Linked DNA regions of Mus musculus: region 1 is linked to region 2. Evidence: chromatin contacts called from ENCODE POLR2A ChIA-PET data. All regions are on one chromosome and are shown on one strand. Each heading gives the region's core, a stretch centred on a gene start or an enhancer-like site at or near the end of the contact. The rest is flanking DNA. Distances are from core to core; before and after follow the strand shown.

Region 1 (3,894 bases), core at 403-2,902, 200 kb before region 2:
AAAAAGTATGTGCCTCAGTTTCCCTCCTGAGAACTGGGCTGATATAGGGATGGTGTTTATTTCTTAGGGATCATCTACCATAAGGGGTTGGCTCCCTTCCTGGGAAAGTCGAGGAAGGTTTGCTATTAGTGTGGTGGCCTTGATCTTCCAGGGTTGACTGCCCTTGAGTCCTGTGTAGTTACATCCCCAGGACTGGCCCCAGAACTCAGTAACATGTTGCCTATAGGCAATATTCTGCCTATAGGGATGGAAGGAAGAAGGGAGACCCTGTTAGTGGGGTGTGGTCATGGGGGAATCCTGACGGGGCTGGGTCAAAGCTAATGCGGAGCATGACAGAAAGGCAGATAGATGGTGGAGAGGGGACAGGAGGGCCTGGCCTTCTCGCCAGATGGCTGATTTGCCTAGAGCCAGCAGGGGTCACTGCAGATCTAAGTAACTTTAGCAAGGTAGTGGGCCTCTTGCATCATTACCTGTCTGCATAGCCAGGGTGCAGGACCAGTTCTGGACAGGTGCTTGAGGTTTGCCTCATGTAGTTGAAAGTGACTATCTTGGTCATCTGGCCCTGATGTCCTTGTAGGCCTCCACAGCTGCCTGAGCTCATGGCCTACTGAGCCCAGCTTCCAGCAGGACCTGGAAAGTCTCTAGGGATGCCTTCTATAGAAGCCACCTGGGCCCAAGGCATCTCTCTTCTTGTTCTGGCTCAGCAGGTTGGTAACCAAGGATAGGAAACGTGTAAACCTCATTTTATCAAGGTCCCCTGAGTTTATCTGCACCTGTGTTGCCACAAATGCTTAGCGAAACACCAGTTTACAGTCCTATCTGGGTTAGAGGGCATGTGGGTCCTAGGGAGGTTCATGTCTCAACTGCACCCCTCCCCCACTTACTATAAAGTAGAGTGAAACATGTTTCCTCTAAGATAATGCAAAGAACAAGTGCACAGAGAATGATGTAATTGTATTCTAATAAAAATTATTATTTAAAAAAGTGCACAGAAGAAAATTTCCTTCCCTAAGCTTGACAGAGGGGCTCAGTTCTTCTGGAAGAGTTCCAACAGAAAAGGCCCCCTTAGGACAGGTGGGATGGCTCAGAGGGCAAAGGTGCTTCATGCCAGGTCTGACCAACTGAAGTGCAAGACCCAGAACACACATGATGGGAGAACTGACCAGATTAAAACTAATGTGTGTAATAAAATAAGAAAAGCTCATTTAGAAGTCCTCTCATCTAACGCCCCGTCTCTGCTTTCATTAAAAAAGAAAGGTTGGTAGGGGTTTGAGGAAACTAACTCGCACTGAGGGTGGGGACATCTGGACCGTCGTGGTAGAAGGAAGGAAGCAGGCTCCCAAATGTGAGCTCCTGAGGTTCCATAGCAAGCAAGGCACTGGGAGAGCTCCCAGCCCCTGGCTCCCAGCCAGGAGTCTTCACCCCACCCCACCCTACCCCACCTCCCTCCCCCAAACACACACTCTCTACCCGTCCATCCTCCGGGTCTGGATGCCAAAAGTCTGGAATAGAGCCTGTGCCCTATACACACAAGGCTGCGGTTTCCTCTGTGTGACCCGCAGGCTACCCGGAGGGTGTGGGTGTCGAGCGCGCGCACCAAGGTTGTGTAACAAGCTCCCGGCTTGTGTGCACGCGCTGTGTAACCTGATGCAACAGGGAAGTTTGCGGTCCCGTGAGCTGGGGTGTGGGCGCTTGGCTGGTGGCCAAACCACAAGGACTATTTGACTTACGGCTGTGGAGGAGGCTGCGTTTGGGGGTCGTGGGGCTGTCTACGTCAGGGCTTGTCTGGCTTGCATTGCCCACATCCTGGTCCTTGTGGGCACAGGACTGGGAATGGGGCTGCCTGGTCAGGTGGTGTTGGGGAGAGACTAGTAGACAAGGAATGGTCCCATGTTAGCATGCTGTTGTGACGGGTGGAGAACCGGCTGACTTCCGCCCTGCCCTCGGTGTTTTCCAAGAGCTAACTCTCCTGCCAGTTCCACCTATCTGTCCTGCAGACCTGCACCTCTTACCTCAGATTCAAGTCTTTCTTCTATGCAGCAGTATCTGTCTTTCCTTCCTCTAGCCACTGGAGACCTACATCCCTGTCTCTGTGGACTAGGCTTTCCCCGCACACCTATGTGTGAAGCAGAATGAGGGGAAAGGTTAAAGGGCAAACGCTAATGTTGCCCGTCCAGTTTCTCTAACCCTGTCAGCTCACTACCATTTTGAGCCAAGTGCCTAAGAATGATGTAGGTTCTTCTTGCCTCCCTGGACCCATCTGGAAGGGGGAGTCTTTGCCCTCCCTCCATGGGGCTGACAAAAGGGTCGCTCAGGGACATGGAACTAAAGGGTCCAGGAAGGGATTTGAATGGGAGTTGCCCTTGCTTTTTTTGTCCCCTACCTATACCATCTCACAGATGCCACAGGCACTTCGGAGAGCAAGGGCCCTGGAAGACATGACTAAGAAAGGCATGGCACTGTCTTGCCCGCCCTGGTGAGGGGTGGGTCCACGGCCACGAGTGTATCTTTGATGAAGAGAGATGGGGTTTACGTTTTTATATTCTATTTATTTTTTATTTATTTGCCGCGCGCGCGTGTGTGTGTGTGTGTGTGTGTGTGTGTATGATGCGTGTGGTGCATACATCCCACAGCATGAAACTCAGAGGACCTCCTGCCTCCATCTCTCAACTTCTGAGATTACATACGTTGTGGTCCACCATGCCTGGTTTATATGTTGGCGATCGAACCCAGGGCTTTCTGACTGCCAGGGAAGAGCTCAACCCACTGAGCTCCATCCTCAGACCATGGTCTGGTTCTGTTTGTTTGTTTTTGTTTTTACCTTTACCCACCTATGCTATCCCTTAGAGAGATACTTTCCTTGTGGGCGGCCAGTGGGTACCAGAGAAGCAGGGCTAGATAAAGTGGGGAGGGAATCTGTGTCCAACCCCTCTTTTTTCTCTGGCTGAGTGGCACCTGGCACTGTGACGCTCCTCTCCGTGCTCCCAGGATGACTTGGGTCTCCACCACTCTATTCTGCACTGTCTGTGTGTTGACGACCTGTCTAGGTGCTGACGTAGAACAACCAGAACACCTGAGATGGCACTCTCGGTGTGTCAACCCTCACATACACACAGCCAGGCAGACAAGAAAGCTGTCAGAGCAAACAGAAGCCCAGAGAGGGTAGGTACTGAGCTCAAATGTAAATGGCAGACGTAGTCTAGCCACATCTATCTTAGCATCCTCAAATATGAGCCTGAGGGTCTGGGTCATAAAAACAGAGATCTACTTATGTCCTCATGTGCTCCACATCTGTCTCCCAGATGGCTCAGAACACTGCTGGATGGATGGGATGATGCCGTGTAGATGTCATGGGTAGGGACTTCATCTTATTCACATCCCCCAAGCCCCCACTGATGCTTTAGAGGCTTTAGAGAAATGTTTCTGGAAAGGAGGCGCCTTTCGGGAGCCACTGAGATGGCTCAGTGGGTGAAGGGGGCTTGCCACCCAGCCTGACGACCTGGGTTCAGTTCCTGGAACCCACACAGTAGAGGAGAGAACTGATTCCTGCAAATTAACCTCTGATCTCCATCCATGTGCTGTGACACGAATGCTTTCATACATGTGCACACATATATACAATAAATCAAGATGAAAAGAGTATTAAGAAAAAAAAAAAGGAATGATCCATTGGGTGGAGATGTCCCCAGGGCTTGGTTTGGGATTGTTCATTATCTGCTCCACAAGACCTGGCTCAGTCACAGTGTACGTAGGCTCTGGGAACCAGTGCCAGGCCTTCAGCCAGGGGAGACGGGGAAGAATTCTCTACAGTCTGGGTTGCTGCCTCTGTGTAGACTGTGGGCACAAGGTAGTTACCTGGGAGGAAAGGATGAGAGAAAGATTGGAAACTAAGTA
Region 2 (3,811 bases), core at 956-3,455:
CCATATTTGACTTAAGGTCCAGCTGCTTTAAAATTCTTAATAGTTGCTTGGTTTGGATTTAAAACAAACAAATAAACAAACAAACAAACAGGGTCCCTATAAATTACACAGTTCTGCTGCTGGCTGAGTCTTTTTAGGGGTGAGATTGGTACAGACCTTCCCCCAGCCCTGGCTTCCTGCATACTCCAGCATGCCCCCTCAGCCTGCCTGCTAACCCAGCATCCTACTCAGGGCTGGTTCAGACCACCCAGATGTGGGTAGCTGTGGTTTCCAGGTGCCCACAGCCCCACCACAACGTTTGAAGGTGCTCTTCAGTGGTGCCTTCCAGTGGTTGTTCCTTCTGTCGCCCAGCCTGCGGTCGCCTGCCTACTGCAGCCAGGGCACGAGAAGCCTGGGCAAAGCTCTCAACCTGCTTCAGCTGTTGGTCGAGAGCCCATGGGTAGACATCTTGGTCCAGCTCCAACACTAACAGGCTTTAGCTCTAAGCTCTTGGAACCCCAGTTTAAACCTCTGCTTTAAAACGGAGTTTAAAAAGGCCTCCCCGGCAACATTAATGGGAAGATGTCTGGTGCTATAGTTTGAAGGTAGTCACTAGTGCCAGAAGGGATTGATGCTGGTCTCAAGGAGCAAGTAAGTTCACACCAAGAAGAGGCTGTTGAAAAGAGCTAGCCTGGTCCCCGGGTCTCTCGACTTCTGTATAATCTCTTCTACACACATCACTGCATATCAATGGGATACCATCTCCAATGAGCTCCTAACAAAAGCCAATCTGAGTCTCTAGAGCTGCAAGCTTCTATAATAAACTTCTTTTCTATATGAAATACCTTTGTACCCAGTCTTAGGTATTTTGTGATAGCAACAGAAGATGGATAAATATATCAAGTATCATATGGGAGGCACCTAGAAATAAGCCCAATATCCCAGGTCACCTGGAGAAAATTTAATTCCAGCTACTCTTTTTAAATACAGTGTCTCAGGTGGCTCAGACTAACAGCCACTAGGTCACTGAGGGTGACTGAGAACCTAGGGTCCTCCTGTTCCCAGCTCCCTAGTGCTGGGGTTAGCAGAGGCTTATGTGGTGCTGATGGCTAAGGCTGGCCTTTGTATGTGCTGGGGAGTCTACCCATCGAGCTACCTCCCCAGCCTAGTCTCAGCCACTTACTCATGGAACATGGATTGAGCACCTACTGAAAGCAATGCCAACCATGAGTGGCACAGCCTTGGCGCTGTGGAGCGGGGAAGGCAACCGCAGTGCACGTGGGACGCCAGTATGAGAAGGGGAAACCTAGGCCCAAGGAGCGTATAACTTGCCTACATCAGAACCCAAGAGTTTCATTTTTAAATGGTGGAAGTTAGGGGACAACCCTCAGATGTCAGTTTTGTCCTTCTGCTATGGGAGTTGGGGATCCAGCTCAAGTCCTCGGGGCTTCAGGAGCCGACGCCATCTTGCCATCCCATGGAGTTCCTTCTCCTTGCCCTCACATCCTGCTGCGTGGGGTATGGGTGGTAAAGAGAGATCTGAGCCACCACAGAAAGGACAACAGTGGTGTGACGCCCCTCCCCCATGTGCCGGTACAAGCCCGCTCTGCCTCACTGTGGAGAGGGGCTTAGGGCAATGACAGACTCAGAGGGACAACCACAACAAACCAGACACCTGCCTGTAGGAACCTGGATTCCTTCATGGGGGTTGGGGGGGAGGGTGCTCCAGAAGTTTAGAGGTAACACCATTGCTCTCCTGCCTGCCATGCTCTTAACAGGCCCGGAGCGGCCATCCTCCCCTCCTTCCCCCAGGCTTTGATGGCCTGTCCAGCCTGTGGTTCCCCCAAGGCTCTGAATTATTCAGCCCGGGGAACCAGGCAGTGAGTCGCATGTCTACCCCCAGGCCACAAAATAGATTATCTTTTTTCTTTATTATTATTATCATTAGCTGTCCCTTGTTAGCTTATAATTGCGATCGTGTAACATTTAATAGAGGCACAAAGCAATGCTCACGGCTGGCCCACAGTCATTCATTAGCTAACAAGATGGAGCGGCTCATAAAAAAAGAGCCGTTAAAAAAAAAAATTCCGGAGAAATGGAAAGCGGGAGGTGATGCAAGCTCTGGCTAACAAAGACAGGAGGCTGGGGGAGGCGGGTCGGGTGTGAGCTGAATAACCCGGTCCTGATAAGCCACAAAGCAGAGCCGGCTGCTCCTCCTGCCCCGCCGCCTGAGTCAGAGAAACAGGGATGTGTTGGAAATCCAGCAATGTAATTAGCAGGTTGCATCATCATGCCTCCATTATAAATTACAATGGGCAGAAAGAGGGTGGATGGAGGGGCAGGGATTAAATGGGGTAACCTGATCCCCATGCCGGTGGGGGCAGAGAACTCAGGACCTGTCACACTCCCGGACACTCTGCGACCTGAGTAGCCTCTGCCTACCCGCGGCACAGGACTCTGGGGTGGGATGGGGTGCAGGGACTAGACCTACTCTCAAAGACGGCTTTGTGTGGGCTGGGAGAATGATTTACTAGCTGGAGGAATCAAAGGTGTGAAAGAGGATGGCCCTGTTAACCCCCGCCATTGTCTCCTGGCTCCTGGAATGTCCTCTGGCCCCACCCACCTATGCACCTGTGCACACGGTGGGGATTTGGGATGGACCAGGTGAAAATCTGTCTCTGGGAGCTGGAGTGATAAGATCTAAATTACACACACACACACACACACACACACACACACACACACATCCCCAGCAGAGAGGCAGGAGCCACCAGTCGGGGGCGGGAGGGGGGCAGGTATTGAGACTCAGCAAACAGGGGGTGATCCACGGTAGCTTCTAAGAAGAGATGGGGGATGGTGGTTGGTGGGGGGACCTCAGATTTAATGAGAGATGAGACCTCTCCTGGGGCCCATCTTAAATTTTTACCACCTCTGGACTGTTGGTGCTTAGGCAAACCCTTTCATTTCTTCAAACCTCAGTTTCCCCACTTCAGACTACTAGCTAGCTAAATAACCACGGCCAGTAATTTCCTATTTCCCATGCCCCATTCTCCGAGCCAGGTCTTATCGCAACTGGCCGTGTGACCCCAAGACAAGCTACCCACTCATCTATAGCCCCTTGCTGAATCTCTGACCCCATTTACAAGGACATGTGTCCCACGAGCTCTTGGACATCCCTCTGCACCCGGGCGGCCGCTGGCTAACCTGGCACCTGAGAGGTCAGGGAACTGGGCCGGTAGCCCTGAGAAATCTGTGAATCACAGACTAGTGAGGCAGAGGGCAAGGCATATGGAAGGCAAGGCAAACGGAGGTGGATGGCATCGCTCCACCTGAGCCCGTGTGGAATCCCGCCCCGTTCTTCCTCCTGCCGTGAGCTTGCCTTTCAGCCTGGCCTCTGCAAACAGCCCTCGCCGTGTTTTCTTAGCAGCCCTGATCTTGTGTGCAGGAAATAATCCCATTAACTGTATTATTGCTGTGGAGAGAAGACCAGGGAACAGCTGCCCTAAAGTTCAATGAACTCGGCTCTCTCTTGAACGGAAAACCACAGAGCTGAAGCAATTGCCCAGTAGCAAACTTTCTTTGAACACCGTTTGGCTATGCAGAGTGGCGTTCTGAGTGCAGGAGAGAGAAGGCAGCTGCCTCTGAGCCACCAAACACCCTCAGTCACTCCGGGGTCTCTAACTCTGTGGACCCCGTCTCCTCAACAAACTAAGGAAACAGGACACCTAGTAAGGGTCAGGGAGTGTGTTGCCATTTCAGTTGGCACTACCCTCTCTTGGCCCCCAGCCCTGTCTGTCCTCTGCCTGACTACAGAGGCCTCCTATCTCCTTAT

Evidence for each region. ChIA-PET counts read pairs that join two places held with the same protein, here RNA polymerase II (POLR2A).
Region 1: POLR2A ChIA-PET joins it to region 2 with 11 read pairs in embryonic stem cell. The contact joins two enhancer-like sites. POLR2A ChIA-PET finds 5 or more read pairs at or near these places in 3 of 5 experiments (Patski and embryonic stem cell).

Annotation. Positions count from the first base shown.
Region 1 is chr17:46,071,834-46,075,727 of GRCm38, reverse strand. No RefSeq gene overlaps it. Among named protein-coding and RNA genes, the nearest start is that of Mrps18a, 37 kb to the left of the region's middle. Within about 2 kb of position 1,652, at least 1 of the 3 ENCODE cell types and tissues checked has a DNase peak (open chromatin) inside an H3K27ac peak, as active enhancers do.
Region 2 is chr17:45,872,070-45,875,880 of GRCm38, reverse strand. No RefSeq gene overlaps it. Among named protein-coding and RNA genes, the nearest start is that of 4930542M03Rik, 7.5 kb to the left of the region's middle. Within about 2 kb of position 2,205, at least 1 of the 3 ENCODE cell types and tissues checked has a DNase peak (open chromatin) inside an H3K27ac peak, as active enhancers do.